Linked DNA regions of Homo sapiens: regions 2, 3 and 4 are each linked to region 1. A link is a loop called in an ENCODE intact Hi-C map of the cell type or tissue named here. Cell type or tissue: endothelial cell of umbilical vein. All regions are shown on one strand. Each heading gives the region's core, and the rest is flanking DNA. Links, peaks and the distances in the headings are about the cores only. Region 1 overlaps DCBLD1 (discoidin, CUB and LCCL domain containing 1). Region 2 holds the start of DCBLD1 (discoidin, CUB and LCCL domain containing 1). Region 3 overlaps DCBLD1 (discoidin, CUB and LCCL domain containing 1). Region 4 has its middle 18 kb from the start of DCBLD1.

Region 1 (8,054 bases), core at 1,648-6,647:
ATGGAAATAAGGCAGACAAAAATTCCAAGAAGAGATCACTGTTCGAAGAAAGACAATAGGTAATTAGAAGGGCTTAGTATATTAAGGGAGAATTCTTTATACTTGGGAGAGATTTGAGGAAGTTTAAAGGCTGAGGGGGAGACCTCCAATGAAAGGAAGAAGAAGATAAAGGAAAAAGGGATAATAGGAGCAAAGAGATAAGGGGAAGGCAGTGGGATTTAAGATCACAGATGAAGGTTTCTAACACTTTTTCCATTGACACAGGAAGGAAGGAGGAAAGGAATGAAGTGGATACAGGTTTTGTGAGAAGAGGAATCAGCAGGAAGTTAGTTCTGATTTTAACGACTTTTATTTTTAGGTGAAGGAAGTGGCAAGATCAGAGTAAGGGAGAGTGTGAAAAGTGGCACTGCTTTGGAATAATTGCTAAGGGGTACGGAAAAAGGGATCAAAGATAAATAAAAGCGTTGAGGAGTGATGGGCCCCCAGTAAACTGGAAACCGAGCTTTTGTAACAGCCACAGTGTGAATAGTTCTGCAATGTTCCCCTGCTGCTGTGATGAAGATGGAGAGATGGTATTCTCAAGGGGAATTATGTTGTTGGGGTCTCATGGTTCGGGGCTCCTGGAAAGAAAATGGAGTGAAAATGCTGAGACAAACCAGTTCGATGATGGATAGGGAAGGAAATGCAACCCAAAAGGATTAACAACTAGAGGAAAATGATGGGATCTAGGGGTTTGGTATCTAAATGAGATCAGTGACTAAGTAGGTGGAAAGCTGAAGAACTCAGGGGGTTTTGAGCTGATAGAGAATTGCTGGAGATTAGGTTTACAGTGCTGGGGTTCTTGCTGATGACAAGAATGTGGACATGTGTGGGAGTGGTTTAAATGGAAAGCAGGTTACTAGAGTGGAAGTCAAGAAACCATAAAAATGACCATGTTGGGCACTTCATTCTCTAGCATGATTACAAAGGAGGAATGAAGAAGACCTAGAATTAGGTGAATGTCCTCAATGAATGGAAAAAAGTGGCCTGGAAGATATTAGGTGTCACAGCAAAAAGAAAAAGGTGGTAGAGCTAGGTGAGAAAAAAAGGGAGAGCTTTGAATGGTGGTGAAAAAGTAAAAAAGGATGTGGAAGTAGTCTGTTGGGAGGAGGGTGTGTGCCACAGTTAAGTGCATTTGTTGGGAGGACAGGCAGCCTCCTCTTGAAAAATAAAAAGGACTCTAAGGCAAATGGTGTTGGATGACTTCAGATTGGGCAGAGAGAAAATGAGCTAATATTGATCGATCATCTAATGTATACAAAACACTATAATATAGTCTGCACAACAGCCCTTTTATAATAATTTCCATTCTGGGAATAAAGAAGTAGATTTAGAAAGCACCAGTAATATGCCTGTAATCACATAGTTACAAAGATTAAATCTCCAGTTAAACCCAAGTTCTGTATGGTTCTAAACCTGTGCTATTTTCTCTTTTTAAAAAACAACAACAACAACAAAAACATGGTCTTGCTCTGTTGCCCAGGCTGGAGTGCCGTGGCGTGATCTTGGCTTACTGCAACCTCCACCGTCTGGGCTCAAGTGATCCTCCCGCCTCCCCAGTAACTAGGACTACAGGCTTGCACCACTACAACTGGCTAATTTAATTTTTTTTTTGTAGAGAGGAGGTCTCACTACATTGCCCAGGTTGGCCCCAAACTTCTGGGCTCAAGCTATCAACCTGCCTCAGACTCTTAAAGTGCTGGGATGTGTGATACACCGTGCCTGGCCTGATATTTTAATAAATATGCTTTCTTGTACCTGTTGGGGAGGCATCATTCCAGCAAGACGGCGGACTAAATAAGAAGAAAACCTGTCTATTATGAATTCCTAGGAATGTCAGACCAAATAAATCAGAATTCTTCACAAGGCCTAGCTAATGTCTTAAGAAATAAAGGGAAGCCGGGCGCGGTGGCTCACGCCTGTAATCCCAGCACTTTGGGAGGCCGAGGATGGCGGATCACGAGGTCAGGAGATCCAGACGATCCTGGCTAACACGGTGAAACCCCGTCTCTACTAAAAATACAAAAAATTAGCTGGGCCTCGTGGTGGGCGCCTGTAGTCCTAGCTACTCGGGAGGCTGAGGCAGCAGAATGGCATGAACCTGGGAGGCGGAGTTTGCAGTGAGCTGAGACAGTGCCACTGCAGTCCAGCCTGGGTGACAGAGCCAGACTCTGTCTAAAAATAAATAAATAAATAAATAAATAAATAAATGGAAATACTCAGGTATCAGAATCAAAGATAGGATGAGAAGCTCTAATGAGCATCCAATAGGATTTCCAGGAGAAAATAAAGAAAACAACCAAAAAAAAGGGCTGATCATTTTCATAGTTGATAAATGCTAAGATTCAAGAGGCACAAGTCCTGAGCAATGTGAACAGAAACAAATTCATAGCTCAATACATAGTAGTAAAATTGCAGAATACCAAAGACAAAATAAAAACCTTTAAAGCCCCTAGGGGAATTTATCCCAGAACAAGGAGAGGCTGGGAGCAAGATCAGTGGGAGACAGGGGATCTGTAGTGGGATGTGAACACAGCAGTGTGGGTGGGTGTGCAATGTGGCATGGGGTGACTGCATGGGCTGTGTTTTGGGCAGGAAATACTTGCAGGTTGGGGTGTTTGTATTCACCCTAGCTTCTCATTGGAGGGATTCAACTGCTCTCAGATCTGGGGGAGAGACTAGGCATTCTCTTTCAACTCAAGAAAGTACAGGGTAAACACTGCTCTCAGAACCTCAATAACTATTTGGTACGTGCATGAATGCAAGATAAGCATTTTAGGAATAGTGAGGTCAACCCGGTGGCCACACTTGGACTGCTGTGACTGGTCAGAGTGGGGAAAGGTCTCATAGCTATTCATGGTATATACAGTTGTGCCTACAAATGTGATTTCATGTTAAGAATCCAAAGCAGTATAAAATAAACACAAAACAATCTCTCACATCCTTTCTATTTTCTAGGCTGACTGTAAACGTTAATGAACATTTAAATAACAATAATAAAACCCAGAGCAAAGCTTCAGGAGCCTGTGTAAGTGTAGTCTTGCTTGTCATAGCAAATGTGTTTCAACCGCAAATTTAAGAAGTGGCAGAATACAATCTTTGCCTCCCAGTAGGATTTGATAACATAAGTCAGACAATTAGAATTGTCTCATTCACGCCTTATCATATATGCTGATATTGCAAAACACCAAAAAAGAAAGATGTAAAATTTTTCTGCCCTTATCCTCTAGTTTAGGTTTAGCTGTGTAGGGTTTATCAGACCTTTCCACTCACCCAACCTGTTCTACAGAGTCTACCCTGAGGAAGTGATGATCCAAAAAAAAAAGTCCTGTTCTCCCACTGGTCATGATTAGATCACTAGTGCCGCAGAAGAACTGTGATAGATGAAGACAGCTCTATTGTAAAGAAGGGCTGTAGATCTAGGCCTATGCTTATGGTCTAATATTCCAATATTAAAATTCTGTAAACAGCCCACTGAAGGCTTACATTAGAAAAAAGGACCTACTATAGACAACACTTTGATAAATGTTCCAACTAATTTTTATCAGTAAGTTTTGGAGGAAGAAAGCACGACAACACCATTTTCAAACATGAGGAAACCGAGTCTCATCATTATAGAAGCAGCCAGACTTCTCTTCTGTGGTAGATTGGGGTCTGGCCTAATCTGGCACCAAGCTCTTTCTCTTTCCACTGTGGCACCTGCCTTTTTACAGAAGCTGAACCTTGAGTGCCTCTAACACCCCAGCGAGCAGGGCTGACTAGTGAGAGTCAGGGGCAGTTTGGTTTGGCATAGTTTATTACAATTAGTGTGCGCATAAAACCATGTAAACTCTACAAAGTAAACCATTTCCCCTCCACACTAACCAGCAGCTAGTCTGCCATGACCTTCCAGCACCCCCATTATTTTAACATATATACATTTCACAGGATGTAATAACCACACAAATAGGGTTATAATACATTCTTCAGGGAAAAAAATTTTTGGTCCATATTTTCTATTAAAAAAACACACACACTTCCCTCTTTGGCAAAAGAGGTTAAATCTCCCATAGTTAACTCACAAAAGAAACTCAAATAAAAACTACTGAGCATGAGGTACAGCTGATGTCTGGACTGTTCTGGAATTACAGACGCCTCCTTGAGGGGAAAATCATTTCTTATAAAATGAGATCAGTTTCCAACAGTTTCATGTCAGTAGAAAAGCTCGATTTAGACTTGGTCAGAATCACTTTTGCATGAACATGTTCCAAATAACTTTGTTTTTCAGAGGACAGCGGAAGTCACGAAAATGTGCTACTTCTGAAGAAAGTCATGAAAATTGTGGCGTCTGACCTCAGCAATATTTTTAATCTGAGGTACGAAAACATCTGACACAGCCATTCACACTGTAATTCCTGTGCCACCTTCATGGTCACCGGAGCTGGGCCGACCTCTTCGCATCCCCCTCTGAAGTGGAGACTAAGGAAACGGGCAGCTGCTGAGGTGTTGTTTCTTTGCTTGTTTTTAAATCTACAGTCATAATTGCTAAATAAACAACCACCCTGGTGTGCTTTTCATGCTTCAAGTAATTCATTTCTTCCAGGAGAAGAATGTTAAAAATGCTTTCAGTTCTAGTTATCAAAGGAGAGGAAATGACTCAATAACAACAAGACTAGGTTTAAGCAGACCTGCTGCTAACACAGTATCAGATAATATACTGAAAAAAATGAACATACTATTTATATACATTTTGCAACAGCTGCATTTTCCCACTTAACCTCTGTGCAGAACTAAAATCTGATAGAGCAAACTTAAGTTACTTTTATTATTGTTAAATACAACTCTGTACACATTACACCTTTAACACCAAAGCAGCTCAATATCAGTCAGAGGAATGAAAACGCCATCTGAAAATTTTCATTTTTCTAGCCCAACAAAACCCAACAGACGCACCCTAAGGGTCAGCACGAAACCAGCTGCACAATTTTGTAAACAGTATGACAGGTTGTCTCTAGGATCCTACTGGATCACACACACACATGCAAGTGTACACACACACCGATACACACGCACACTCTGGACCAGCAGGCTCCCTTCTTCCAGTGCCTTGTGACAGCCCGACGCTCAGTACCACAGCAGGCTTCTTTCACATTGTGTTCACAAAAGGGCAGTCATGGCCGTCTGGTTGAGGGGTGTGAGGCAGTCTCTGGGGGCAGAATAGCTGTCACTCGTCCCGGGATGCGTTGGGGGCTTCTGAGAGTCAGGGTGCCCGCTTTCGGTGGCGAGGGCGCTGACAGCTTTGGGCCGGTCGTAGCCCCTGTCCGCAGGCTGTGCGCTGTGTGGCCTTTGATAGTCTCCGTCCTGGGCGCCCACACCCGCTACGGGGGAGAAGCCGCCCGAGGAGAGGGAGTGTTTGTGGCCGGGCTGGGGCCCTGGGACGCGGTAGCCGCTCTGCGCAGAGAACGTGTGGGCGCGCAGCACGTGCCGCTCCACGATGGGCGTGGCGTACTCGGGCTCCGGGGGCGCCAGGGGCAGCGCGTACTCGTGGCGGCCGGCCCGCTGCGGGCAGTCATAGTGGCCGCCGGCATCGGTGCTCACCCCTGCCTCCTCGGCATCCGTGTCCATGGGCCGGAAGGTGGAGCCCTTCCTCGTGACTGTCCCGGTGCCAATCATGAGGGGCTGCTGGTAATCTGAAACCACAAGACAGATGGCAGCTAGCGGGCACCACACACGGGCCGGCCTGTCAGTGGCAGACGGGGATACTCTGCTTCAGGTCGTGGTGACTGACTTTCCCCCCGGGTGCCCTCAGGTGTCCCAGGCACTGCGGAAAACCCTGATGTGAAAGCCACAGAAGCCACCCGCAGGCAGTACACAACCGCACCGCCTGCTCAGGAAGCTTCGCAGGGTCTTCTCAGAGATGGGGGCGACGACGACGTCCTGGGGCATGGGGACATACTTCAGGGAGGAAGTGGCTCTGAAACTGGCTCTGGAGAAGCTATGGAGGTGGAAGTCACACAGTGTGGAAATGGAGAAAAAAACAGCCTCGAAAATAGAGTTGATATGGCCAGAGTATGAGGGACACAGAGTAGTTTGTTTAATAGGATATGAGGACCAAAGCAACAGGTCAGGGCCTAGTGGTGACAGTGAGGATGATGCCAGGAGCTCCCATTTATAGAGCTCCTACTCTTTGCCAGGCGCTATTCCAATAGCAAGATGTTAATAATCTTCAAAAAAATCCCGAGGTAGGAACTGTTACTCCATTTTACAAATGGGAAACCAAGGCAGAGAGAGACTAACTTTTCCTAGGTCACACAATGGGGCGATGGAGTAGGATTCGAACGCACATCCTGAGTATATGCTGTTAGCCACGCGTTAGAGCATGGAAAAGCATTGATTGTCTTGCTAGGAAGTCTGGTTTAATTCTATGGGAAACGAAAGACTGGCACTTTCAGAGGTAACTGTGGAGGTTGACCCAAGAGGAAAAGATCAAAAAGTGAGAGGTAAAAAAGCAAAGAGAAATGCACATAGAAGTCACAAACTAGGAAAGAGGAAAAGTGACCCTTTGGGACAGGAATCAGGAATTTGTTACCAATGAGAGGTGGGGTGTGAGGAAAGCCGGGAGGCAAGGACTCTTTGAGGCTGGGATGTGCAGTCGAGAAGCCATTAGACAAGGAATGCACAGAGCATCTGTGGTGAGGGTTAGGAACAATGGATTCGATTGTGGTTGCTGAGGAACGGGTGACATCTGCAGGTGGAGGTGTCCAGCAGGCTGCTGAGAATTATGGACTGGGGACTGAGAGGGAAGTCTGGGTGTGAGAAGCAGCATGGACAAACATGCAGGGAAGGGCACTGCTGGAAGTTGGGGAGGGTGTGGGACTGTTTAGGGGAGAGACTGTGGTGAGTGGGGGTGAGACAGAACCCGGGTCATTGCACATTTAAGGAGCCTGAGGATCATTCAGGGAGGAGGGAGGAGAGACTGAATTAGAAGCTGAAGGAGAATGAAAGGCATAAGACAACAGAAATTAGGTTCTCCCTTCATGTCACTTCCAAGGAACAAGAGGATGGATTTTGGTTGCAGAGGATGCTCTCCTTGTCCACAAAGTGACTCAACCAACCCTTAGGCTGACAACTCCCAGTCACTGATGTGCACAGGCGTCACCTGGGAGCTTCTAGTTCTATGGCCTCCCTTTCTAACAAGCCCCCAGGTGATGCCTATACTGCAGGTCCTCAGGCTGCACGTGAGGAGGGAGAAGCCAGAGCGCAGTGCTACTCAGAGCATGCCCCACAGAGTCCTATGTATCTGAGAGCTGTTTTTAGCAGTGCCATAGAGACAGGTGCAGAAATTGAGACTAAGTGTCAAGAAACTACTCTTAGTTACTCTTTATTACTCTTAATTTTATGTCTGTTGAATCTAATAATAAAAAATTAGAGCTTTGTATTTTGTATCTTTAAAATTTCCTTATTACTAGTATTTTATATTGCATTTTACAGTGTATTCATTCATGATGGAGTAGAAATTTTAAAAAAAGAAACAAAAAGCATTTCCCCATAGATGGTTTGGGAAGCTCGACTCTTGATGTGGCTTGTCAGGGACACTGAGGCCCTTCTCATACTGAGAGAGTTCCTTTATTTCCTATCTCACCTTCCTCAGGGCAGGAACTGTATTTAATTCCTCCTTTCAGCCCCTCTGTACCAGTGCCTTAATCAAAGCTTTGGTAACAAAAATAGATTCAGGGCTTCCAGATACAAGTAGTACATCAGGGCTATCACTATGGATGTCACTATATCCCCTGCAGGTGAAAAGACTGGCTGAATAGGGCTTTTAAGTAATATCTCAGTGTCAGTTTGTAATTCTGTGCAGAATGCAGAAAAAACACATTTCAGATTTACTGGACCCTATCTAAATAGAAAAGGATTTTGCCTTATTTCTCTCCTGTCTCCCTCCCCCACAAGCAGCACCTCCAATCTAATAGCACAGTCCTAGAAATATGACACTTACCTGCCATATCACTTGTGATGAGATCTAACTTTTGTGT
Region 2 (8,054 bases), core at 1,704-6,703, 67 kb after region 1:
AGGGTTTCAAGTGCTTAGGAAAGTTCTCCCTGAGAGGACAACATCTAAACAAACACTGAAGGAGGAGCAAGCTTTGTGGATATTTGGGGCAAGACTATTCCAGGCAGAGAACAGCATGTGCAAAGGTTCTGAGGTAGAACAGTGCTTGTCATTTTGGAGAAATAGCAAAAAAACCAAACAGCTAGAGAGGCCTGAGTATGGGGGAGCATTTCAGGGAATGAAGTCAGAGAGGCAGTGGAGGAGACAGAACAAAGAGTCCTCAATATTTGTCAAATCAATAGTAATAAACAGTAATGAATACTAAGATAGCTAACATTTATTGATTTGTTTTAATAAAGAAAAACAACTAATTGCTCTAATACGTACAGAGTTGACTTTATGCTTTAAGACACATGTAGAAATAGGTGTAAACACTATGGGGTATATTTCCCAGAACAAACTTTTTTTCCCTGCTTTAACACAACTAAAACCTTTGCTAAATGCTGCAATTAAATTCATGCCCCCATGTATCTTAAAAATAAGACATAATTCCTCATAAATGTCAGATGCCTTACTAATTTCCAAGCTGTGGTTTTTTAAAATGATTTTCAAGTCTGTGTCAGTTCCACAAGGTTAAAGGGTTCAAATTGTAACATGAAAAGTTAATAAAAACAGTTTGGGACATTATTCAGAGTTCAAATTCTGCTTTAAACATACCATTTGATTTGTTTAATGAATTTTTTAACATAACCTCTTTCTTCTCTGAAATATTAATATATAACTCACTGTTTCTGAGTGTTACAAATTATATCTACTAGAGCCAAAAGATATTGTACATATTGTTCTGCTGGCATGTTCCCTTCTTTCTGCTGTATTTTCATTTAAAAGGCATCCTTACATATAGAAATAAGCATGCCAAGAGAGCTGGGCTTGATAAACAAAATTAATTAGTAGAAGCAGCAGATGTACACCTTTATAAAGAATGTCAGTAGGCTCTTTATTACTTGGTTTCCATTAGTTAGGAAGTCATTTGAAAATATATCCTAAACACAAAGAGATTGTTCAGTTCAACTCAAGGAACACTGAGCACCTTTGTCAGATACTAGGAAGACAAAGACTATATAGTCCCAGTCTCTGCCCTCAGGATCTTACAGTCTACAAGGCTAGCTGTCCAGATGAGACAACAGAAGGGTGAGTGCACACACTGGTACAGAAGGTGACAGAATAAATTTGTGCTGATTTTTAAAAAAGCCACTCACCTAAAACATCATCTATCAGCTGATCCTATGTCTAACCCAAAATAAATGACAGATGATTTAACAGCAGACCTTCTAAATAACAAATTAAGAGTTGGGCAGAGGGTTTTGAAGCAATTCTTAAGTATGCAAGATTTGAATCTACACTTGGAAGTTTCCTCAGAGATCAAGCGCTCATTTTGATTCTTCACTTAAATCACAAGGGAATACTTTAGCTAATAACCATTTGCAAATCTTGTGGTGGAGAGAGAAGCAGGGAGTTTTAGGTTGCACAAATTCATTACACAAATGAAGGGTATTTTATTCTACAAAAATGTATATCAAGGTAATAAATTTGGACTAAATCCAAACCTACGAATTTATACAAGTGGAATAAAAACTAATGATCAACTTAATGTCTTATTATGAAAGGTCAAAATTATGTGAAACAATCTATGTAAATATGTACCTTTAGTTAAACGGATCCAGAAGAACAGGGCATAAGGAGCCGAAATAATCCCAGCTCTGGCCACTAAACCCCAATGCCTGGACCTGGCTGGCTGCAAACAACGGGAGGGGTGGACACTTTTTTAAAACTTTAATTCAAGAAAAACACCAGATAGGCAAGCAGTTGCCCTACAAAGGACCCAGTATAGCTTTATGGGGTCACCAGACTCTGACACACAAAAAATTAATTAATTGTATTGATTAGGCTTATAAACATTCAGGTTAAGTTATACCATTTGTTTCCTAAAACCACACAATAAATAAAAGTCTAATACGAAATTGCCTATAACACAGATGGTAGCATTTTATCACAACCCTAACATTATAAAATTATAAAGATTTGAAGCCCAGTAAGAATCTAAGCAACCACACATGCCTGTAGTCCCAGCACCTTGGGAGGCCGGGGTGGGTGGATCACTTGAGCTCAGGAGTTCAAAACCAGCCTGCGTAATATGGCTAAACCCTGTCTCTACAAAATATACAAAAATTAGCCAGGTGTGGTGGGATGCACCTGTAGTGTCAGCTACTCAGGAGGCTGAGGTGGGAGGATTGCTTGAGCCCAGGAGGTTGAGGCTGCAGTGAGCTGAGATCGTGCCACTGCACTGCAGCCTGGGCGACAGAGTGAGACACTGTCTCAAAAATAACAATAATGATAATAGGTTTTTAAAAAGAATCTAAGCAATCACACTTGTTCCTAGAGAACCGCTCTCACAAAGTGCCCAGTTAACAGCCTGGATGACCATACAAAATCTAAATCTTTATTGGGAAAGATAAGTGACAGCTTTGGCCAGATTAGTACAGGAACATACTGCTGGACTGATTCTCACAGACGTATAGTATTAAAGGTGCACCTTCAAACTGTGAGTTGAGAAAAAAATAAAAATATTTAAAACATCCATTATAAAAGTCCTACGCATTTAACAAAATCTTACGTATTTATTACAATTTTACAATCTGCCTAGTATTGTGCTACAGTACCAGACAAAATCACTTTAGGGTTTTGGGGATTTTGTTTTTTTAAACAAACTGGTATGTAATATAAACTTAGGAACCACCACCACCATCTCGAGTATCAATGTTTCAGAATGGAGGCATAGTTCAGTGAAAAAAATGCCGGCATTGGTTTTAGTTTTGATTCTTGTTTCACCAGAAAGCATGGTGGTTGGGGGAGCTGTCAAAGTACTCCGGATAGACTCAGCGCCATTAAATAAGCTCAGGCATATACGGCCAGGAGCAAGGGAGGAGAGGAAACACTGAAACAACTCGGCAGAAAGCTGGCCCTTGCTATTAAAAAAAAAAAAGCACTAATTAATGAGGACGAATGAAATAGGGACACCCAGGGCTGGTAAAGGGGGTTGCTGCTTTAATATGCTGGACAGGCAGAGGGTAAACTCGGTTGTGGGTTAATTAGGTCTAACTCCAAGTCAAAGACCAGCTCCAGAGAAAAAGCAGCCTGGTTGAGAGTCTACCGGCTCAAATACACAGGAAGCCACACGATTCCAACTTGCGGCGCCAGCAGGACACTCGAGAGGAGGTGGCAGCACCGCCTGCTCGCCAGCGTCCAAGGCCAACCTCGGCAAACGTGCCCCGGCCATTCCGCACGAGCCCCGAACGCACACGCCGGGATTCCAATTCCGCGCGGGAGGAGCGACGGCAGGGAGGGCAGGGCCCAGCGCCGGCCGAGGAGCGGCTTTGTCAAAAGGCAGCTGGAAAGAACTGGCCCTGCACACGGCTGTCCCCTAAGGCGACCCTCGGGGTCAGGTCACTTCTCACGGGGCCAGCAGAGTCAGGAAGTCTGGAAACTAAGTGAAATGGGCTGGGGGGCGGCGGAGAGAAAGTGCAGAGACGCCAGGTTAATTCTCTGGTTTTGGGGGAAGGAAGGAGTTTGGTGGGGGAGCGACAAGGAATGCAGTAACCTACTTCACCCCCAGCCCCGCGGGTAGAGCCGGACTCCGCGGATGGCAGGCGGCGAGCCCGACTTCCTCCCGCGCTCCGTCCCCCCAGGCCCGGCCCGCCCCGTAGCCCTCGGCCCGGCCCGGCCCGCCCCGCAGCCCTCAGCCCGCCCCTGGCGCCTCGGGTCCCGCCGCCAGCCGGACGCGCTCCACTCACCCAGCTCCTCCGCCTGCAGCCGGAGCGGGGCGGAGACCGCGAGCAGCAAAGCCAGGAGGCCCCGCCCGGCAGCCCGCGCCAGTGCGCCGCCGCCGCGGGCGCCGGGCACCATGACCCCGCTGGGCGCCAGCTTGGCAAGCTCGGCCTCCCCTCGACGGATCCCGAGCCGCAGCTGCCCGGGCCGGGCCGCCTCCTCTGCGGACGAGCGCGGCGCCGGGACGGGGCGCAGTCGCTGCCCCGCACCGAATCCCATTGGGGCGGCTTTCAGCCCAGCCCTGCGGGGGCGTCTCCCGCCCGGCCCCGCCCCGCCCCGCACGTCGGCCCCTAGAGGAGGAAGTCGCGTTCCCAGGCAGTGACCGACGGCGAAGCCGGAGGCGAGCGAGGCGCCGCCCGCGCTCCCCTCCACGTATCTGGCGCGCCCTGCTGCGCTCCTTCCTTGCCTTCCTCCCCACCTGCACCAGTACACGTGAACCTGCTAGGCAGCAGGACACCTCGCCGCCGGACCCGCCCCTCGCCGCGTGGTGCGGGAGTCATTCCTAGATGGGCTGAGCCCGCGGCGGTGCCTTGGGAGGCTGCCCCCTCCAGGGTTTTGCCAGCCCGCGGGGATGGGCATGCCAGGGATAGCAACACCGAGGGACTCGAAATATTTTGATGATAGGATGATGACAGTGCCAAGTAGGACCTTCACTGATTTATTCACTCATTCATTCATTCATTCAAAAGTTACTCAGTTCAGCAGTGTGCTTGTCAGGAGCAGGGCTAAACCCATGTGGCACTTGCAGACAAAAATAATCAGGCAAGTATTCAATGCAAATTGCAATCAGTGACATGAAAGGTGCTGTTGAAGCACATTTAGAGAGCTGTAATTAGATGGCGGGTAACAGGGGTGAGGGCGGGAATCAGCTAGGAAAGGCCTAAGTGGCATCAAAGCTGAGATTAAAGCAGGAGCCAAAACAGACAAGTTGTGCAAAGAAGCTGAAGGAGGAAAGGGCCAGGTAGCTGGAGCACAGTGAACAGGTGGGTACACGGCCAGATGTAGAAGCTAGTGTACAGAGTAGGGGCCAGGACGTGCAGCTAAATAACCTAAAGGATGTTTAACTTGGTCCTCGGAGTAGTGAGCAGCCACGGAAGGTTCAGAAGGGGGAAGGACTCCACCCGATGATCCTCTTGAGGAGTTGCGGAGAAGGGTTTGGGGAGGACAGATTGGAGACTGGAGAATTACAGGGTTATCACCGAGTAGTTGAATAGGGTGGTGGCAGTGGAAAATGACGAGGACAGATTAGATATGTATTTTAAGGACTATCTCACGTCTCTGGTCCCCTGTAGTCCCCGTTTACTTCCTCTGCGCGCTGCCCTCACCTTCGCACCACCGCGCGGCACGCTGAAGTTTCACCTAGAGGTGCAGCGCAGGGAAGCGTGGAGGCGGAGAGGAAGCAACAGCCCCTCCAATGGCAAACATTGGCCCCTCGTGATCTTTGGATACCCTGGACAGACTCATTTCATACATGCGTTCCTTTTTTCCTCTTCCTTTTCTTTTTTTAACTAAATAAACAAGCTGATAAAATCTCAAATGAGATTGTCTTTGGGGCTTTGCTTTCTCTGAGGCAGCATATCTTAGATGAAAGAACTTGGGCTTTAGAAATGGAGGGGATCCCGGTTTGATTCTGGACCTCAGCTTTGTTGAAGAGCTGAGGTCCAGAATCAAACTGGGTATATATGTGTATATTCAGTGTATACTGAATTTGTATATTAAGTTCTATCATGTAGAGAAAGTACCTAACTGAATGTGTATATTGGGTTCTAGCATGTAGAGAAAGTACCTAATAAACGGTAGGTTTTATCATTTTTTAACAGAAAGTAAATTCACACCCATAAAAATATTGAGTATTCTTACACTCAAAAACACAGAACGATACTTTGATACGTTGAGTCTCCTCCTAACTTCAGTTTTCGCTTTTTCTTATTTCTCTTCATTCTTTCTAAGTGAGTTTGGGCAGCTGCTTCCAGGCTCCAACAGGTTTGACACTGTGAGCTATGAATGAAGCAAAGACAATGGGGAGTATTGTTTAACAGTGAGGAATTCATAATGTGAGGCAGGTGGGCTTTCAGGGGTGACTTTTTTTTTTTTTTAACTTCAGTCAGTACCTTGATGGGAATGGAATTATCTGCTGTACACCTGAATCCTGAGCCAGATAAGGGGAAAGATTTAGGATCTGGTAACAATGAAGAAACAGAAAGACCAGCCAGATCCTATTGATTTCATCATGCCATTCCTTCCTTGAAATGTAAAATCTCTAGTTAAGAAAGTCATAATAAAAGAAAAAAGTGAAAATACAACAGATTATAAAATATATATACTGGGGTGTGTGTGTGTATACATGTATATGTATATGTATGTATCATTTTTAGAGAAAGGGTCTTACCATGTTGCCCAGCTGGAGTGCAGTGTCTATTCACAGGCCTGATCACAGTGCACTACAGCTTCCAGCTCCTGGTCTCAGTCCTCCTGCCGCAGCCTTCTGAGTAGCTGGAACTACAGTATATTTTTCTATACAATGAAATAAGCCTTGTTGAATTAATATACTTGTTTTAATCTTGAGACGATTCCACTTTGATTTTTTAAAATGATGCATGATGGAATCTAAGAACCAAGTTCCATTAAGAAAAATTATGCTTATTAGGATCTACCTATAAACATTTCACATACTAAGATGGGAAATATCTCTAGGGAAGTGTCTCTCATAGGCTATTGCACTTCTAACCCATCCCCCCACTTGCCATCCAGTCCTTATTTTGCATATCTTACTGCAATTTATGCTTACATTTGCCAGCTCTTCTGTAAAAATACATAACAGCTGGTCAGGAGCTGCCTTATTTTATATTATAAATTATGTGTTCTGTCTTGCTTAGGTAAGACAGAATTTAAACAGAACTGCAAACCTAGCATGATTCTAAACAGACAGCTTCAAAATAGATTGTAGTCCAGTTCAATGACCTAATTCAATTTATCCTTAACATTTAGTAACCCTGCCTGTGACTCTATGAAGAAAACTATCAGCTATAAAATTGAAGCCCTTATAGATGTCTGATATGGTTTCAATCTGTGTCCCCACCCAAATCTCAAGTTCAATTGTAATTCCCAATGTTTTAGACATTTTCCATATGTGAAACAATGTGACAGCAGTACAATAAAAATAAATACCTTCTCTTCCTGATTTATGATCTAATAATAAAAATTTGGGAAAGTTAATTATACAGACAAAATGAATTATATCGATTGATAGGCACAGGGATAGCAGAGGTACAGGGTACCATGGAATCACAGAAGAAGGGCATATAACCTGGATTTTAAAAGTCTGGCAGGGCCTGGGAGAGGTGAAGATATTAATTAGAAGGAAAACAATGTTTGTCAGACAAGGAAAAGATATTATTTTTAAAGCTCAGAAACAGAGATCACAGGGTGCTTATGAAGATTGAACCTGGCCAGGCACAGTGGCTCACACCTGTAATCCCAGCACTTTGGAAGGCCAAGGCAGGTGGATCACCTGAGGTCAGGAGTTTGAGACCAGCCTGGCCAGCATGGAGAAACCCCATCTCTACTAAAAATACAAAAATTAGCCAGGCATGGTGGTGGGTGCCTGTAATCCCAGCTACTCAAGAGATTGAGGCAGGAGAATCACTTGAACCCAGGAGGCAGAGGTTGCAGTGAGCCGAGATCATGCCATCATACTCCAGCCTGGGCGAAGAGCGGGAGCGAGACTCTGCCTCAAAAAAAAAAAAAAAAAAAAAAGATTGAGCCTACATTATCAGTGAACTTGAGCCTGAATACAGAGTGGGAGGCAGAAGCAGGATCTCAGGGTTCTGGGGGGTAGTGGGAAGCAGGGAAAGTGTAGAAACTTGTTCAGATTTGCATTGTAATAGGTGTCAAGATTACGGCAATAGAGGAGCAATCAGGCTCAACTTTGAATTCAGGGATTCAGTGAATCCAGTGGGCAGGGTGAGGGAGTCCATGATGAAAAATCACTAGGAGGAGACATCGGGGTAGAGGGGATTCTTGTAAACTGGCTTAATGGGATTCTTGCTGAATGCAGGTCAAGGACTTATATGTCAAAGATAAGGGAGGAGAAACTTGATCCAATACAGAGGGTGGGGTATTCTCTCTGAACTAACTTAGCAGAATTCTTGCTAAAGCTGGACTAGGCAGGCCAAAGACAGGGTTCAAGG
Region 3 (8,054 bases), core at 1,530-6,529, 52 kb after region 1:
CAATATAGACAGCAAAAAGAGTCCAGAGAGGGAGCAGGTTTGGGCCCAAAGGTTGTAAGTTTGGTTAAGTTTGAGGTGACGGCTAAATTCCTTGGGCTCCCTGGCAGTTGGTAAACACAAAATTGCCAAGAATTAAATGAAAATGATACAAGAGAGAAGCATAGTGTGCAGGAGCACACAGTGCACGGGGCTTTGATTTGAAATCTGAATTATTTGTCGGCTTTAAAGGGCTTTAATAAAATATCCAATTTATAGTTTCTCTTTAAAACTGAAGGACAAACTGGGAGTGGTGGCTCATGCCTGTAATTCCAGCATTTTGGGAGGCCAAGGCAGCGGATCACCTGAAGTCAGGAGTTCGAGACCAGCCTGACCAACATGGTGAAACCCTGTGTCTACTAAAAATACAAAAATTAGCTGGGCATGGTAGCGCGAGCCTGTAATCTCAGCTACTCGGGAAGCTGAGGCAGGAGAATCGCTTGAACCCAGGAGGCAGAGGTTGCAGTGAGCTGAGATCATGCCACTGAACTCCAGCCTGGGCAAGAGTGAGATTCCGTCTCAACAACAACAACAACAACAATGACAACTGAAAGACGTGACAACCACATGATCAGGCATTCTCACAGGGCTAGTGACACAGTGGCTGTCCCTTGAAAGGAGCCAAACACCCTAGTTCTTCACCAGGTCCTTGTTACTCATTTCTGTTACCTGCCCTACCTTTGTAAGCATTTATTTTGAGCACCCTCATAAAGCAATCCTAGGGTAATTAGTACAAACAAATATGCATCTCAATATAAACACAACACAACCTCTCCAAGCCACCAAAAAATCTCCTGATCAAATATTTAAATGTCACTTTTCTTAGGACTATGAAATTCTCCTTTCATAAAAGAGGAAGAGAAAAACTTTTTTTTTTTCAGAAAACAGTTAAATATGAAATAAGGAGCAATTATATGAGTCAACCTACATGTGACTATCATATTCTAAATTTTATTTTTTTAAAGTGACATGTGTCAGCAAAAGAAAATCTTAGGGTGTCACTGTTTTTTTTGAGACGAAGTCTCACTCTGTCGCCCAGGCTGGAGTGCAGTGGCAGGATCTTGGCTTACTGCAGCCTCTGCCTCCTGGGTTCAAGCGATTCTCCTGCCTCAGCCTCCCGAGTAGGTGGGACGACAGGTGCATTTACGTACGGCTAATTTTTTTGTATTTTTAGTAGAGACGGGGTTTCACCGTGTTAGCCAGGATGGTCTCGATCTCCTGACCTCATGATCCACCCACCTCGGCCTCCCAAAGTGCTGGGATTACAGGCGTGAGCCACCGCACCCGGCCAGGGTATCACTTTTATTCAGCCCTGTAATTGTATTTCTTTCCGACCACTTCCACTGTAAGGCCTAAGAGGAAACTTCTTTCACCCAGCAATGCTGGCACAATGCAGGCAAGTTCAAATCGTCAACATTCCCATCGTTACTTTGCCTGGGGATCTCTACCTCCTTGGGAAAATTTCTCTCTTCCATTAACTATCAGAACAAAACCCCATGAGTCTTTGTTCTGCCAAAGAACCTGAATCGCAAAGGAAGTGCTGAGTCCTAATTTATTAAAAAGCGAACTGTCATCAGAAGTTCTAGTATCACTCTAACCTATGGAAGTAGACTATTTATGGAGTTTTCTGTGGCAAGACTAATATAATAAGTTTATTCCATGGGTATTAACTACATCAGGAATTTTCACTCTCTTGTGCTTCCACAGTTTGGGTGATTTCAAAGGATTAAGTAGAAAGATGCCAAAGGGTAAAATGAAAAACTGCTAGGGAGAGAAAATGCCTACAATGTCATGTGTTGAAGAAGGCAGATGCGTACACATGAAAACCAATAGACAAGTATTATTTATTTATTTTTGAGACGGACTTTCGCTTTTGTTGCCTAGGCTGGAGTGCAGTGGTGCGATCTCAGCTCACCGCAACCTCCGCCTCCCAGGTTCAAGCGATTGTCCTGCCTCAGCCTCCTGAGTAGCTGCGATTACAGGCATGCGCTACCACACCCAGCTAATTTTGTATTTTTAGTAGAGATGAGGAGAAGCATTATTCTTATTACCTCATTCTGACACTCAGGTAGCCTACCTCTCATAGCCTGACTCTCTCTAATTGACAATCACTGACAAAGAAGACAAAAGTTACTTAAAAATCTATCAGTTTATCTTCTTTGTCTTAGGTATCAATGTCAGTATCCTGGTTGTGATATGGTATTGTAGTTTGCAAAGATGTTATAATTGAGGGAAACTAGGTAAAATGTATACAATATCTCTCTGTATTAGTTCTTCCAATTGCATGTGATCTACAATGATCTGAAAATAAAAAGGTTAATTAAATAATTGAAAAAATAATGTCAATCAAGTTTGCCTGGCTGGGGATGGAAGTGAGGAGGCTTTTACTTTTTCTATTTTATACTTTTTTATACTCTTTGCATTTTGTTATCCTGTATGCTTTTTCTCTTTTTTTTTTCTTTTTCTTTTTGAGACGGTCTCATTCCATCACCCAGGCTGGAATACAGTGGCACAATCACAGCTCACTGCACCCTCGACCTCTGAGGCTCAAGCAATCTTCCCACGTCAGCCTCCCAAGTAGCTGGAACTACAGGCACACACCACCACACCTGGCAGATTTTTTTTTTTTTTTTTGGTAGAGATGGGGGCCACACTATGTCGCCCAGGCTGGTCTGGAACTCCTAGGCTCAAGCGATCTTCCCGCCTTGGCCTCCCAAATGCTGGGATTACAGGTGTGCACCACTGCACCTAGCCTAAAATTCTTTTAATTAAAGCATTAAACAGATCTGCAAAAAAAAGCTCTCTATGAAATACAGTTGACCCAGTTTCTTCAGCAATGAATTAAATGAAGAGGCACACACAAAAAAGTGTTTATTTTAGATTTAAAAGACACTTATGTGCCATAGCAATTAAGTGAGACTTGCTTGAATCCTGATTTGAAAAACCAACCTTATAAAATCTTTTAAATAGATAATTGAGATATTAAATAATTTCAGATAATTATAATTTTATTAGGTGAGATAATGGCATTGAGGCTACATAAGAAAATGCCATTTTTTTGAGGGATGCCTACTGACATATGCAGGGCTGAAATGACATAAGGTCTGGGATTTGCCTTAAAATACCTGGCAAAAAAGAGGTGATGCAGAATAAATGAAAAAATACGGAGAAATGTTGATGGTTGCTATAGATGGATGATGAGGGCTCACAGTTCTAAGAATATTAAAAATTAAAAGAAATAAAGATCCATCTTTAAGGGAAAAAAATAAAACCACGATCTTATGATTAAACTCCAAGTAGTGTTGTGGGGAGGATAGGCCGGGAGTGACACAGTAAAGTGCCACCTATCTAACATCAAAATAGGGGGAATGGGGAATGAAGAGGGGAGGAGGAAGTTTTGCCACAGGGAATTTGACCACTCTTCAAAGTGGCTACACCACACAATGTTTATCTGTTCCTTCCTTTCGACTGTAATTTCTTGCCAAAGCACATGATGACTAAACTAAGTATCATTTCCTCCTCTTCTAGACTGAAAGCTCCTCTCAACTGTAGAATATTTCCAGGGTGGTCTCTCTGTAATGGGCCTAAATCCTGGTGTCTGTTTGGAGCCACAGCTGGTTTGTGACACTGACCACCACTTCCTCAAAACAATTTACAAGAACAAAACTAGATGTATGAAGTTTAGATTCTGGAAAAAGGTGCAAGTATTCATGAATATTTCAGAACTCCCAAAGTGATCTATGTACAGAATTTAAGTATACAGATTTTAATTCTGAACATTTGGAAACAATCTAAATTAGAAATGAACAGCCAAACTGATATCTCCAAGCAATGTGATGTTAAGGAAGTTACTCATGTTTTAGAAGAATATTTAACATGAAAACACTTTAATACAGAATATATTGTACACACATAGATGTGTAATATTTAAAGTGTTTACTTCTATGGTATAAGTTTACAAGTGATTTTCATTTTATTTATACATTTTTCCTCTAAATATTCTATAATATGAATACATATAAAGGAGAAAAATAATATAATTAAAACTACCAAATTCACCTAACATTCTTTGTAACACTAAAGGCTACTTTCAACATTAGCCTCATAATACAGATAGGAAGAAGTCACGGACTGTCATTAAAAATTCAGGAAACAAACAACTAGGAACTTAGTATACTGTAGTTCTCACTTCAAGAAGTCCAGTCAAGAGAAGAAAGATATATTAACAAGTAAATTCTTGAGACTAACTTGACAGAGTTACAGAGATATGGACTCAGTATCTATTCTCCAAATGCCTGAAATTAATGGATAGGTCTCTACCTTTTAGCTTTTAACATCAGCTATTCAAGAGTTGTCGATATACAAGCTACTTTCTAAATAAGCTTAGAACAAATCCTAGATGCTTGTATACACAAGCCAATCCTTTATTTAGTCTACTTTAATTCCATCCACTACAAAAGGAAAACAATAACTTCCTTAAAAGACTATTTCCCTTTGATAAGAAATCATGTTCCACTAAAAGAAAAGCAAAATAAGATATACCTGGTATGGACTAAGTTCTGCAATACTAGAAAGTATGATTAGACTTTAAAAGAAAACTTGTAACTGAATTGCACTTGTTGGAAAATGATTTGGGTGGAGTAAATTGAACAGTGCAAATATACTTTTTTTAAATTTTTTTTGAGACGGAGTCTTGCTCTGTCGCCCAGGCTGGAGTGCAGTGGCGCAGTCTCGGCTTACTGACCTCCGCCTCCCAGGTTCAAGCAATTCTCCTGCCTCAGCATCCCGATTAGCTGGGATTACAGGCATGTACCACCAAGCCCGGCTAATCACATATACTTTTTAGATTGATTATTAACTAGTCCTTAGAGTAAGACAGAAACCTCAAGCTTTTTTAAAATTATTATTATGGCCTAGAGTTAGAACACAGATTTTTTTATCACACCTCAAGTAATCACATATGCATACACATGCATAAACAATGAACAAAAGTTAAATGATACCACTATTTTATTACATGTAATGCACTGTGATTATTTCCTATTCTATTCAGTTTCATTTTTGTTTTTGTCAAAGCATACTGGTTGTGCCTACTGAAGTGATTTCATTACCTATTAATGGGTCCTAACCTGCAACTTGGGAAAGAGTGCTCTAAAATATCACAAAAGTAAAACCATTTCTAAAAACATGATTTCATTAGTTGTATCCTTGCTCTTCTAATATTCAAGTTACAACAGGTCTCAACACATATACAATCATCCATGTGTGGGTGTGAGAAAATTTCTTCCCATGTCTAAGATCAAGTGAGCTCTTGATGACTACAATCTTTTCAACCACAAAGGAGAGCTTGCAATTATTACAGAGTTTTGTCTGATGGTAGGGCAAACAGATTTTCCAAGATATCATTAATTCCATTCTCAGCCTTACTCTCTTAGAAACTTTGCTCTTCTTCAATTGTGCTTAGCTTTTTACCTTGTAGGCCGCCAGAAGCAAAAGAAAAACAGGAGCAAAAGGGCCTCAGTTGCTATGTGAGAATGAACAAAGGCAAAACAGAACTTGTAATGATAAAACAAAATAATTATTCAAAATCTTCAGTTTTTCTGAAAGGAATATGGATAATAATACTATGCTGAAAGAAGTTACAGCTATCGACTAGAAACACATGACCATGTTTTATAAAACTGACAATCTCTTTCAACTTTATTCTCACCACATATAAAATAGATGCTAATGATATGACTAGTGATCTAATAAGGATGATAATGCTGTTGACTCAGCAGATGAAACATTTGAAAGTAAAATAAAAGGAAACACAAGGAATATGTCAAAAGTCTCTCTGTGGAAACTTTCAACATTCCTATCAGCTAAAAGTGTCACTTAAAATAAATCAGTCTGAATGTATGAAAATGAATCAAATCATTTAAAGAGATCCTATCTACGATTCCTCTATGATTCCCTATATAATGTGGGATTACTTCCATCAGTGTCCAAAGACATCAATAATTACCATGTTAAGATATTTAAAAGATTCATAATTTGCTGCCAAAGGAAAAAAATCTCAAAATCTAGCCAATGCTATTCTTTAATGTGCTATACATAAAATCAGTGAACACTGCAGTTTTTGGTCACTCTCCAGTCTTGAGACTTCTGCTGAAAAGCAAAAGATTATTAGAAGGCTTGTGGATGTGGGGGAGGAGAGTTGACACACCTATCATTTCCTAATTCATAAATTATTTCCATATACTTGGGAGGTGACAGAGCATAATGGTTACAACCTGGATTCTGGCACAGCCCTGCCTAACACTGGCTTTGTGGCCTTGGGTGAGTCTTTTTACCTCTCTAAGGTAAAACTGAATTCCATCATCCATAATCTAAAGACAACAATAGTGCCCAATTTCATGAGCATTAAAAGGGAGAATGCTAATAAAAACAAAGTATCAAGCACAGAGGCAACCATATAGTAAAAATTCAATATGTTAACTGCTACTATTTTTATCTTAAAATTCTACACATTATTAAAGTATCAAAAATATTGCTTTGAATTAGCTGACTTTGTCCAAATTCCATCACCCATTGGCTGTATGATCCTAAGAAATCCCCCATTTAGTGTATATCAATTTTCCTCATCTGTAAAATTACCAACCATAACTGGGTGTGGTGAAGATGAATAAGGCTGTGTGTGTGTGCTTTAATCGGCTGAGAAAGTCTAATTAGAATGCATTTCCCAGTATTTATCTAATGCCCACTTACTGCTATGTCAGCATGTCCTGAAGTAGATACTGTGGTACTAGTCTGGGTGGTTTACCAGGGGGTTATGCCCTCACCCTCCTCAAAAGAGCTGCAAGGTCAGTAAGCTTGCAGAATTCCACCTTTTTCTTTACCACAGAACATCTCAAAGCCCTTACAGTGTATAGTGAAGCTCTGATGCGTGTTGCAGTTTACAGTATTTCCCAGAAAACTCTTTCCTCTTGGGGCATCTCCTGGGAGTAGTGCTCTGTGAGACATACTGGTGAACTCCTGGGTTAGACTCTCACAAGTGGGACACACAGAGAGATCCCATGATAGGGCTTCTGGGATTGAAGATCTTACGTGGAGAAGTGGACTTTGGCCTCTGGAGTTCTAAAAATGATACTGAAGTTATATTATGTGACTTGATTCAAAAGCAAGACTTTTCTCACTGTTGTTATTAAGTTACAAGTCCTTTGTGGGCATCTACAACAAACTGGACACATTGGTTAAGAGAAGTTTCTTAATTTCAAAGAAGACTTTTAAGAAAAAAAAAAAACTTGTTTGTACAGCGAAACAATTCTAAGACAACTGTTTTATCTCTGTTGAATAGATGCTTAGAATAAGGAAGTCAGAGAAAAGAGGCTGCTGACCTTTGTTAATAATGTCAGGATGTTGATGTAATATCCAAGCTGCCACTGCTTCAGCTGAAGATAAGTCAAGAAATCTTTCCTGCCGCTGGAACATGCTAGCTTTCTCACCTTGGTTTCATGTTAAATATGCATACTGCCAATATTCAGATAAAGTGTAATATTGATATTGACTTTTCTCTCTGGAGTCCAGAAAAATCCAATATTACCAAGTAAAGACAAAGTTAAACTGAGTTTTATAAATTAAAACTGTAAACACTTCTCCTTTGCACATAGATGTGAGCTTTCACTTTCACAGATAATAGTTTTTTAAAAATTGAGAGCCAAAAAGTTATTGGGAAAGGAAAAAAATAAAATTATGAAAGGGCCCTTACTAAAAACTAGCATTTACCAAACATTCATTGTAAAAAGTAGCAGATACAGTGTTCTAAGGACTTCATATTACCTTATTTAGCCTTCATGACAACCATATCTGATAATGATAGTTTTTAAAAATTGATTACAAATTATTTCACATATATACACACACACATATATATACAGATACACACATACAAAGAGTAATTTCACAAACATCAAAGTGTATACCCAGTAGCTTATAAGATAGGACATCTCCTATACAACAAAACTGAAGCCCACAAA
Region 4 (8,054 bases), core at 1,178-6,177, 85 kb after region 1:
CAAAAAACACAAAATCAGTGTGGGGAGGCTGTGGTGTTGTGATATGTATTGGTTTTTATCCACAGTTCCTGACTCACAACTCCCATCGTCCTTGTTGCAATCTTTTGTTATAATGTTGGGTTTGTCAGGCCTCAGGGGCAGGCCTCTGACCTTTTCCTGCCCTCCTTTTCCTCTAATGTCCCCCTACTTTTCTGATTGTGGGTCTTAAGACCCTCCCATGAGAGGGTCCACCCTATACCCTGGAGGAAAGAATGCTGACGTCATGAAGCTTCCATAAAAACCCAAGAAGAGAAAGTTCAGTGAGCTTCTGGATAGCTGAACATGTGGAGGTTCCTGAAGGGCGGCATGCCCAGGGAGGGCATGGAAATTCTGCACCCCTTCCTTCGTAACTCACCCTATGTGTCTCTTCATCTGCATCCTCTGCAATGTCCTTTATAATAAGTGGAAAAAAAAAAGAAATTGAAACTGAAGGGACAGACAAATGTGCAGTGCTTGATAAAGCAAGCCGGAGAAGAGTTCCAGGCTTTACTGTCTTCAGAGTTTCTATTTCTTGCTCAGAGGCTGGGATTCCACTGTGCCTTGAGGCATTCACCTGGGTAATGTGGAGAGGAGGGGAATGTGGAGGCTCAACATCCATGTGTCAGGCAGAGCTAGGGTCCTTGTACTCTGGGAAAATTCTGGAGTCATGCACATCTATAACAGTACAACCATCATTCAGAGCCCACAAGATAAAGATGGAGAACTCTCCACTTCACTCATAATAGCCACAAACTATTGACCTGAGTGTTGGGATCAGACCCAGAAGCTGAGTCTCAGGAGGCTCAGCTAATAGGCTGCAGTGCCTCACCCTTTTTGTTCTGGGCCCCTCCATCTGAGCCAGGAACCAAAGTAGAAAGAGCTGGAGAGGGACCCTGGGGAGCAAGTAGTTAACAGAGATCGGACAGCAGGAGGCAGAGGTTACCATTGGTTGGGTAGAGGGCTGGAGGGTCTTCCAATACTGAACCTGATACTGACCTTCAGCCTTTAGGCTGAACTGAGAGATTAAAACCTCTGAGAAATTAAAACCAATATGGTCAGAGCAGGGGAGGCTGAGAGGAGGGAGTAGGAGAACTGAAGAGCCCTTAGCACAGCCCTGTTCCTGCCCTCAACTGCTATGCTTATGTGATATATGACACAGTGAGAAGGTGCTGGACAGGCAGTCAAAGAAAACTGGGTTCTAGCCCTGGTTCCACAACTCCATGACCTGGTGCAAACCCCTCCCCATCTTTCAGCCTCAGTTCACTCATCTCTACAAGAAGGAGGCATGGATGACCCGGAACACCTCCTGCGTGGCTGTCAGGATGCTGTGAGACTCCAAGGAAGTGGAGGCAATCTCTTGGGATGTCTGGAAAGTATTACTGGAAGCTTAAAAAGTAATAGAAACAATAAAAATGTGGTTCCCATCCCCTGGCCTCCCACTGTGACTCTCAGATGTTCAGACCTGAGATCTGAGAGTTCTCAAATACAGGTATCTGACATGGATGGGGCAAGAATAGGACACCCATGAACACTTTGCAGTGCCCACAGAGAGGAAAGGTATGAAGCATGGGACAATGAGAGTATCCATTCAAAAGTCACTCTGGTGGCGGATGTTGCTAATGCGGGGGTTGTTAGTGTGTGGGGAAAGGGAGTGTACAGAAATTCTGTACTTTCCACTCAGTTTTGCTGTGAATCTAAAATTGCTCTAAAAGTAAATTTTACTAATTAAAAAAACCTATCATACACTTTTCTATAGTCTTTTATCTCCTACATTTACAATTTGTATCCTGAGAAAAGTTCCTTATTTAGTTAAATACATGAAGGATTGAATTTTCAGCAAGTTTGAGAGCATAGAGGCTTTGCCTTTTAAAGAGATCTTTTTTTTCCATTTTCTCTGAAAATCTTAATGTTGTGTCATGTGATTTAAACATTTTCATGACTCCAGACCAAACGAAAATGATCAATATTCAGAGAAAAACAAGAGAGATAAAAATCTTGAGATCAAGAAGTTGAATAATCTTTCTTAGCAGAGATTTCTAAGTAAATAGGGAATCCTTTATGAGGTTTAATTCCAAAGTCTTTATTCAGACAACTATTCCCTTAGTTAATAGAACTTCTATTTGGATAGAGAACATAGAATTAGGAGATTGAGAGGCAGGTTATAAAGAATCCAGAAGCCCTGACACTTGGTTAGCAGAACTCCTGTTGGAAGCCAAGCAGTCTGATCCCAGGCACTTTCCTTTTCCCCTCTCCTTGCCCCTGTCTTTATTTCTTTCTTTATTTTTTGAGACAGGCTCTTGCTCTCTCTCAACTAGGCTGGAGTGCAGTGGTGCAATCGTGGCTCACTGCAGCCTCAATCTGGGCTCAAGTAATCCTCCCACCTCAGCCTCCTGAGTAGCTAGGACCACAAGTGTGTGCCACCACTTCCTCCCTGTCTTGGCACCCTGCTCTTTACTGCCTTCTCAAACTTACCAAATGAGATCTTTAAGGAGACAAATTTGGCAGACTGTGGTTAAAATATGAGCTAAACAGTTTCTCCTCCACCTCCTTTCCACACTCTTCCTCTTTGCAGTTTTAAAGGGTCCTCCATGCTTATTCTATGATCCATTTTTACAAAGCTTTGCTCTCTTGTTGCAGCTCAGAGATCTTTTTCAGATGGTAACTGATCACATCTTACTGAAGATTTATTTTTTAAGAGGAGCTATTGAAAACTAAGAATATCAATCCTGTCTCATTTCCTCAGCCAAGGTTTTCTGTCCCTCCTTGAAGGTGAACCCAGTTGGCTTTATTCCAAAGACTTCCCCTGAGTGCTGGGACACATTTGATATTCTTCCTTATTAACAATGGGACTTGGAATTAAGTACTATTCATCAGATTTGGGGCCTGGGACCCATGACATCTTTGTACCTATATTCTTAAGTTTTCTTCTCTAGTTATTGAGTGTAACTGGGATTCAGAGCATAAGCTTAGGTTTTCTGGAGTCACAAGACCTTCCCTGGGAGACTAAGAGCGTCTTGCTTTTCCTTGGAAGGAGGCTAATCTGCCTGATCTCCAATTAGAACGTAACAGGGAACTGCCAAAGACAAAATGGCACAATGTTGGGAATTGTTGAGACCAAGAAAATTGTCACGACTAGGCCACAAGTAGAATTAGGGTTGGGGGTTTCCAGAGCCAAGCAAACTAAACAGTTTGGTTTGGGGGTAAAAAAATCTGATCATGTGGGATAGCAAGGCCCCTGTTATGCTTCTCATGCATGTCTGACTGAGGTATTAAAAGAAAGCGTCAATGCTCACAGAATAAAAGCACAACACTGGGAATGACAGGCTGAGGAATTGAAGCTTTTGTTGGAGTCTCAGCCAGGTACTTCTGCACACTATACTAGGTCACTGGCTCTCTTCTGCTAGTGCACAAGAGTGACTAGATTATTATTTTAGAGACAACTGTTTCCTTTCTGCCTTCCTGTCTTTCATGATGGCAAAGCCTATTTCTCCCTTGTTCTTCTGTATGTTCACATATCACAGAAATCCCATAACCCTCTTAATTCGCTCTGTGGGAAATCTGCTCTAGAAATGTACAATGTGCTGTGTTCTAAAAATGTGTTATATAAAAAGAAGCTATTAGACTTCAGCTTCTGGGAAGATGGAGTAGCCACACTTTTCCTTATTCCTTCCTCTAAGTATAACTAAAAATGCAGAATATTATATATAGTACAAACATAAGACTTTAGAAGGAAGAGAGAAGGCAGACTGCCTAGAGATATTGGGATCTGAGAAGTGACACAGTGGTGAGTCACCTGGGTTTCCTTTTTGCTTTACATACACCAGACTTAGAACTGAATAAGCCTGCAACCGGCAAACACCAGCAGGCACAGACAAAACAAAAATGATAAAATAAAAACCAACAAAAGCCAGTCCTCTCTAGTCAAAGGATCAGAAAAGGGTCAGCAGAGCATGAGGGAAAACTTTTAGATAGTAACTGCTCTAATCCATTCAAACACCACAGTCAAATGTGGCCCTACTGTCACTCACACCAGCAAAGTGGGGCACCTAGACTTTCACCCTCTTGAGGCTGTAACAAAGCATCCCAACATCCCCTCCACATTGTCTCCACTGACTCCACAAATGTCCCCCCACCTCAAATGTCAAGGAGGCCATGTGGGGAACCTGGACTTCTACCTCCACCTGAGAGCTCCATGAGGCCGTACATCACTCTTCTGCTGGAGATGCATCAGAGAGAAAGCCAGCTAAAAGAGAAAGTATAAATAAATTCCTGGGTCTCATAACATAATTCAGCCATGTGTCACTTAATGATGGGGAAATGCATTGTTAGGTGACTTCGTCATTGTTTGAGCATTTTTGATATGGTTTGGCTCTGTGTCCCCACCCAAATCTCATCTTAAATTGTAATCCCCACATGTCAAGGGAGGGACCTGGTGGGAGGTGATTGACACATAGGGGTGTTTTCCTCTATGCTGTTTTCATGATAGTGAGTTCGTTCTCAGATCTGATGGTTTAACAGTGTTTGGCAGTTCCCCACCCATGCTCTCTCTTACTCCTGACACCCTGTGAAGAAAGTGCCTGCTTCCCCTTTGCCTTCTGCCACGATAGAAAGTTTCCTGAAGTCTCCCCAGTCATGTGGAACTGTAAGTCAATTAAACCTCTTTCCTTCATAAATTATCCAGTCTTAGGTAGTTCTTTACAGCAGTGTGAAAATGAACTAATAAAATTATAGAGTGTACTTACACAAACCTAGATGGTATAGCCTACTACACACCTAGGCTACATGGTACACGCTCCTGGGCTAAACCTGTACAAAATGTTACTGCACTGAATACTGTAAGCAATTGTAACACAATGGTAAGTATTTGTGTATCTAAACATATCTGAACATTAAACAGGTACAGCAAAAATATAGTATTATCATATTATTATTATTTCAGACAGATCCTGATGTGTTTAAAAATGTATGTGGAAGAAATATACTGTATAAGACTATCTTATTACAAAAGAAATAAGTAAAAGGATGTAAAAGGAGGTAACATTTTTATACTTCACTTGAACAGGAAAAATAACGGCATCAGTAGATTATGATTAAGATCTCTCTCTCTCCATATCTTGAATAAAAGGTATAGAGAGATACACTCAAAAACATTATAGATAAATCCAAATGAAATTCTAGAAAATGTTTAAGTAATGCATGGAAAGTCAGGGAAAAGAAAATAGAGAAATGTAAAACAGAAAGAACAAATAGAAAAGAAAAAATATAATGGCAAACTTAAGTCACCCCATGACCCAAGTACATGCTGTTTACGAGAAACTCCCCTCAAATATGATGATATGGGCAGGTTGAAGACAAAAGGATGGAAAAAGTATATCATGCAAACATTAATCAATGAGAAGCAAGAGTGGCCATATTATCTAATAAAGTGACTTTAGAGCAAAGAAAATTATCAGGGATAAAGACATTATACATATATAAATGATAAAAAGTTCAGTCCAACAGGAAGATGTAGCAATACAAAATATGTGGATATCAACAACAGAGCCATAAGATATGTGAGGCAAAAACTGATAGAACTGAAAGAAGAAATAGACAAATACATAATTATAATTAGAGATTTCAACACCCCTCTTTCAGCAATTGATAGAACAACTGTACAAAAAGTCAGAAATTACATACAAGAACTCAACACCATCAATGAACAGCATCTATTTAACATTTATAGAACACTTCACCAACTAACAGCAGAACACATATTTGTTTTCAAGTGCTCACTTATGCTGCCTAGGAAATTTTTGGTCGGTTCATTGGAATTTTCTACATAATCAACTATGTCATCTACAAATAGAGACAGTCTTATTTTTTTATTTCTTCCTTTACATATGCTTTTCTTTTCTTTTCTTTTGCTTGTTTTGGTTATTTTTTTCCTTGCCTGCTTTGTTTTTGTTTTTGCATTACTGAACTGACTGGAACTTCCAGCACTCTGTTGAATAAGAACAGTAAGAGGAGAACACATCCTTATCTCGTACCCAATCTTAGGAAAAAAGCATCATGCTTTCACCATTAGGTATAATGTTAGCTATAGATTTTTTTGTGGATTTTTTTTATCAAGTTGAGAATGTTCCCTTTTATGTTCCCTTTTATATCTATTTTTCTGAAAGTTTTTTTCATTAGTGGCTGCTGAATTTTGTCAAATGTGTGTCCTGCATCAAATAATATGACCATGTAAATTTTGTTTTTCTTAAGTCTGTTGATATGGTGAACTATACTGATTAATTTTCAAATATTGAACCAGCCTTGCATCCCTGGAATAAACATAGTTATGGTGTACATTTTTTATATATTGCTGAATTCTATTTGCTAATATTTTGTTAAGGATTTTTGTGTATATAGTCATGAGAAATATTGGCCTGAAAGTTGTTTCTTCTGTTTTGTTTTATATTGTCTGTTTTGGTATGAGAGAAAAATTAGCTTTATAAAATGAATTGGAAAGCGTTCCCTCCTTTTCTCCAAAGGTTGTGTATAATTGATGTTACTTCTTCTTTAAATATTTGGTAGCATTCTCCAGTGAAATCTTCTGGGCCTACTGACTTCTTTTTGAAAGCTTTAAAATTATAAATTCAATTTTCTTAATAGCTAAAGGGCTATTTAACTTATCTTTTTCACATTGGGTAAATTGTAGTAATTCTTGTTTTCCAAGGAAGTGGTTCACTACATCTAAGTTGTCAAATTTATGTGTGTAGAGTTGTTTATAGTAATGTATTTCATCATTTTCCTGTTGAGGTCTGCAAAATCTGTAATGATATCCCTTGTTTTATATATTGATGTTGGTAATCTATATATTCTCTCTATTCTTTCTGTCAGTCTTGCTGAAGGTTTGTCAATTTTGTTGATTTTCTCAAAGATCCAAATCTATTTTACCTATTTTTTCCATTGTTTTTCTGTCTTTAATTTTTTTTTTCCTTTTTTTGAGATGGAGTCTCACATTTGTCACCCGGGCTGGAGTGCAGTGGTGTGATCTCGGCTCACTGCAACCTCTACCTCCTCGGTTCAAGGGATTCTCCTGCCTCAGTCTCCTGAGTAACTGGGATTACAGGCGCCCACCACCACACCCAGCTAATTTTTGTACTTTTAGTAGAGACGAGGTTTCGCCATGTTGGCCAGGCTGGTCTTGAACTCCTGACCTTAGATGATCCACCTGCCTCGGCCTCCCAAAGTGCTGGGATTACAGGCATGAGCCACCACGCCTGGCCTTCTGTTTTTAATTTCATTGACTTCTGTTCTTATCTTTATTCTTTTCTTCTTTCTATTTGCTTTAGTTTTAGTTTGCTCCTCTTTTTCTAAGTTCTTGAGATATTTCTGCTATTGATTTTTAGTTTGATTTCATGGTGGTCAGAAAACACATTCTGTATGACTTCAATTATTTAAAGTGATTGAAGTTTGTTTTATGGCCCAGGATATGGTCTATGTTGGTGTACGTATTGTGAGCAAAACAAAAACAAAAACAAACAAGAACCTTAACAAACACAATTTATCCAAAAATTAACTCAAAATGGATTATATCTTCAGTGTTAAAACTATGAAATTTTAGAAAAAAACATGGGAGAAAATCTTCAGTGTCTAGGGCTAGGTAGAAATTCCTAGACTTGTTACTTAAAATGCACAATCCATAAAAGGAAAAGTTGATAAATGGAACTATGTAAAAATTTTAAAAATTTGCTCTGCAAAAAAAAAAAAAAAAGCCTAAGAGGATAAAAAAACATGTTACAGCATGGAAAACATATTTTCCAACCACATATCTGACAAAGGACTCGTACCTGAGCATATAATGAACTCTCAATATTCAACAGTAAAAAAACCGAGCAATCCCATTAGAAAATGGGAAGAAGACACGAAGAAACATATGACATAAGAGGATATATGGATGGTAAACAAGAACATGTAAAGATGCCGAACATCATTATAGCTTAGGGAAGTGCAAGTTAAGACTATATGTTATCAGTAATACTTATCATAATGACTAAAATAAAATGGTG

Evidence for each region. A loop is a pair of places that touch in the nucleus more often than their neighbours do. Peaks named below come from ENCODE experiments on the same cell type or tissue, not always from the same donor. Only the 100,000 strongest peaks of a DNase experiment are listed, where the experiment ranks them.
Region 2: a loop joins it to region 1, with 5 times the contacts of the local background. A loop is called at or near these places in 62 of 110 quality-filtered maps.
Region 3: a loop joins it to region 1, with 5 times the contacts of the local background. A loop is called at or near these places in 47 of 110 quality-filtered maps.
Region 4: it touches region 1 in a loop (4-fold over the local background); 81 of 110 quality-filtered maps call a loop at or near these places.

Annotation. Positions count from the first base shown.
Region 1 is chr6:117,545,561-117,553,614 of GRCh38, reverse strand. It overlaps DCBLD1 (discoidin, CUB and LCCL domain containing 1), which reads right to left. Exons shown (of 15, transcript NM_001366458.2): 14 at 8,018-8,054; 15 at 3,818-5,708. The coding sequence ends at 5,176. Among named protein-coding and RNA genes, the nearest start is that of GOPC, 53 kb to the left of the region's middle. RefSeq lists enhancers at 5,325-5,374, 5,385-5,444, 5,995-6,084. In endothelial cell of umbilical vein, for the core only: no CTCF peak of the experiment used is centred there; DNase peaks (open chromatin) are centred at 4,574 and 5,634; H3K4me3 peaks cover 452 bases; H3K27ac peaks cover 2,904 bases.
Region 2 is chr6:117,478,670-117,486,723 of GRCh38, reverse strand. DCBLD1 (discoidin, CUB and LCCL domain containing 1) reads right to left here and starts at 4,050. Exons shown (of 15, transcript NM_001366458.2): 1 at 3,831-4,050. The coding sequence starts at 3,942. RefSeq lists enhancers at 3,015-3,064, 3,095-3,144, 3,155-3,234 and a silencer at 3,595-4,174. In endothelial cell of umbilical vein, for the core only: no CTCF peak of the experiment used is centred there; DNase peaks (open chromatin) are centred at 3,133, 3,233, 3,983 and 4,113; H3K4me3 peaks cover 2,288 bases; H3K27ac peaks cover 2,134 bases.
Region 3 is chr6:117,493,857-117,501,910 of GRCh38, reverse strand. All of the region lies in intron 1 of DCBLD1 (discoidin, CUB and LCCL domain containing 1), which reads right to left. Among named protein-coding and RNA genes, the nearest start is that of DCBLD1, 15 kb to the right of the region's middle. In endothelial cell of umbilical vein, for the core only: no CTCF peak of the experiment used is centred there; DNase peaks (open chromatin) are centred at 3,540, 4,390 and 5,320; H3K27ac peaks cover 3,868 bases.
Region 4 is chr6:117,460,263-117,468,316 of GRCh38, reverse strand. No RefSeq gene overlaps it. Among named protein-coding and RNA genes, the nearest start is that of DCBLD1, 18 kb to the left of the region's middle. In endothelial cell of umbilical vein, for the core only: no CTCF peak of the experiment used is centred there; a DNase peak (open chromatin) is centred at 3,776; H3K27ac peaks cover 2,221 bases.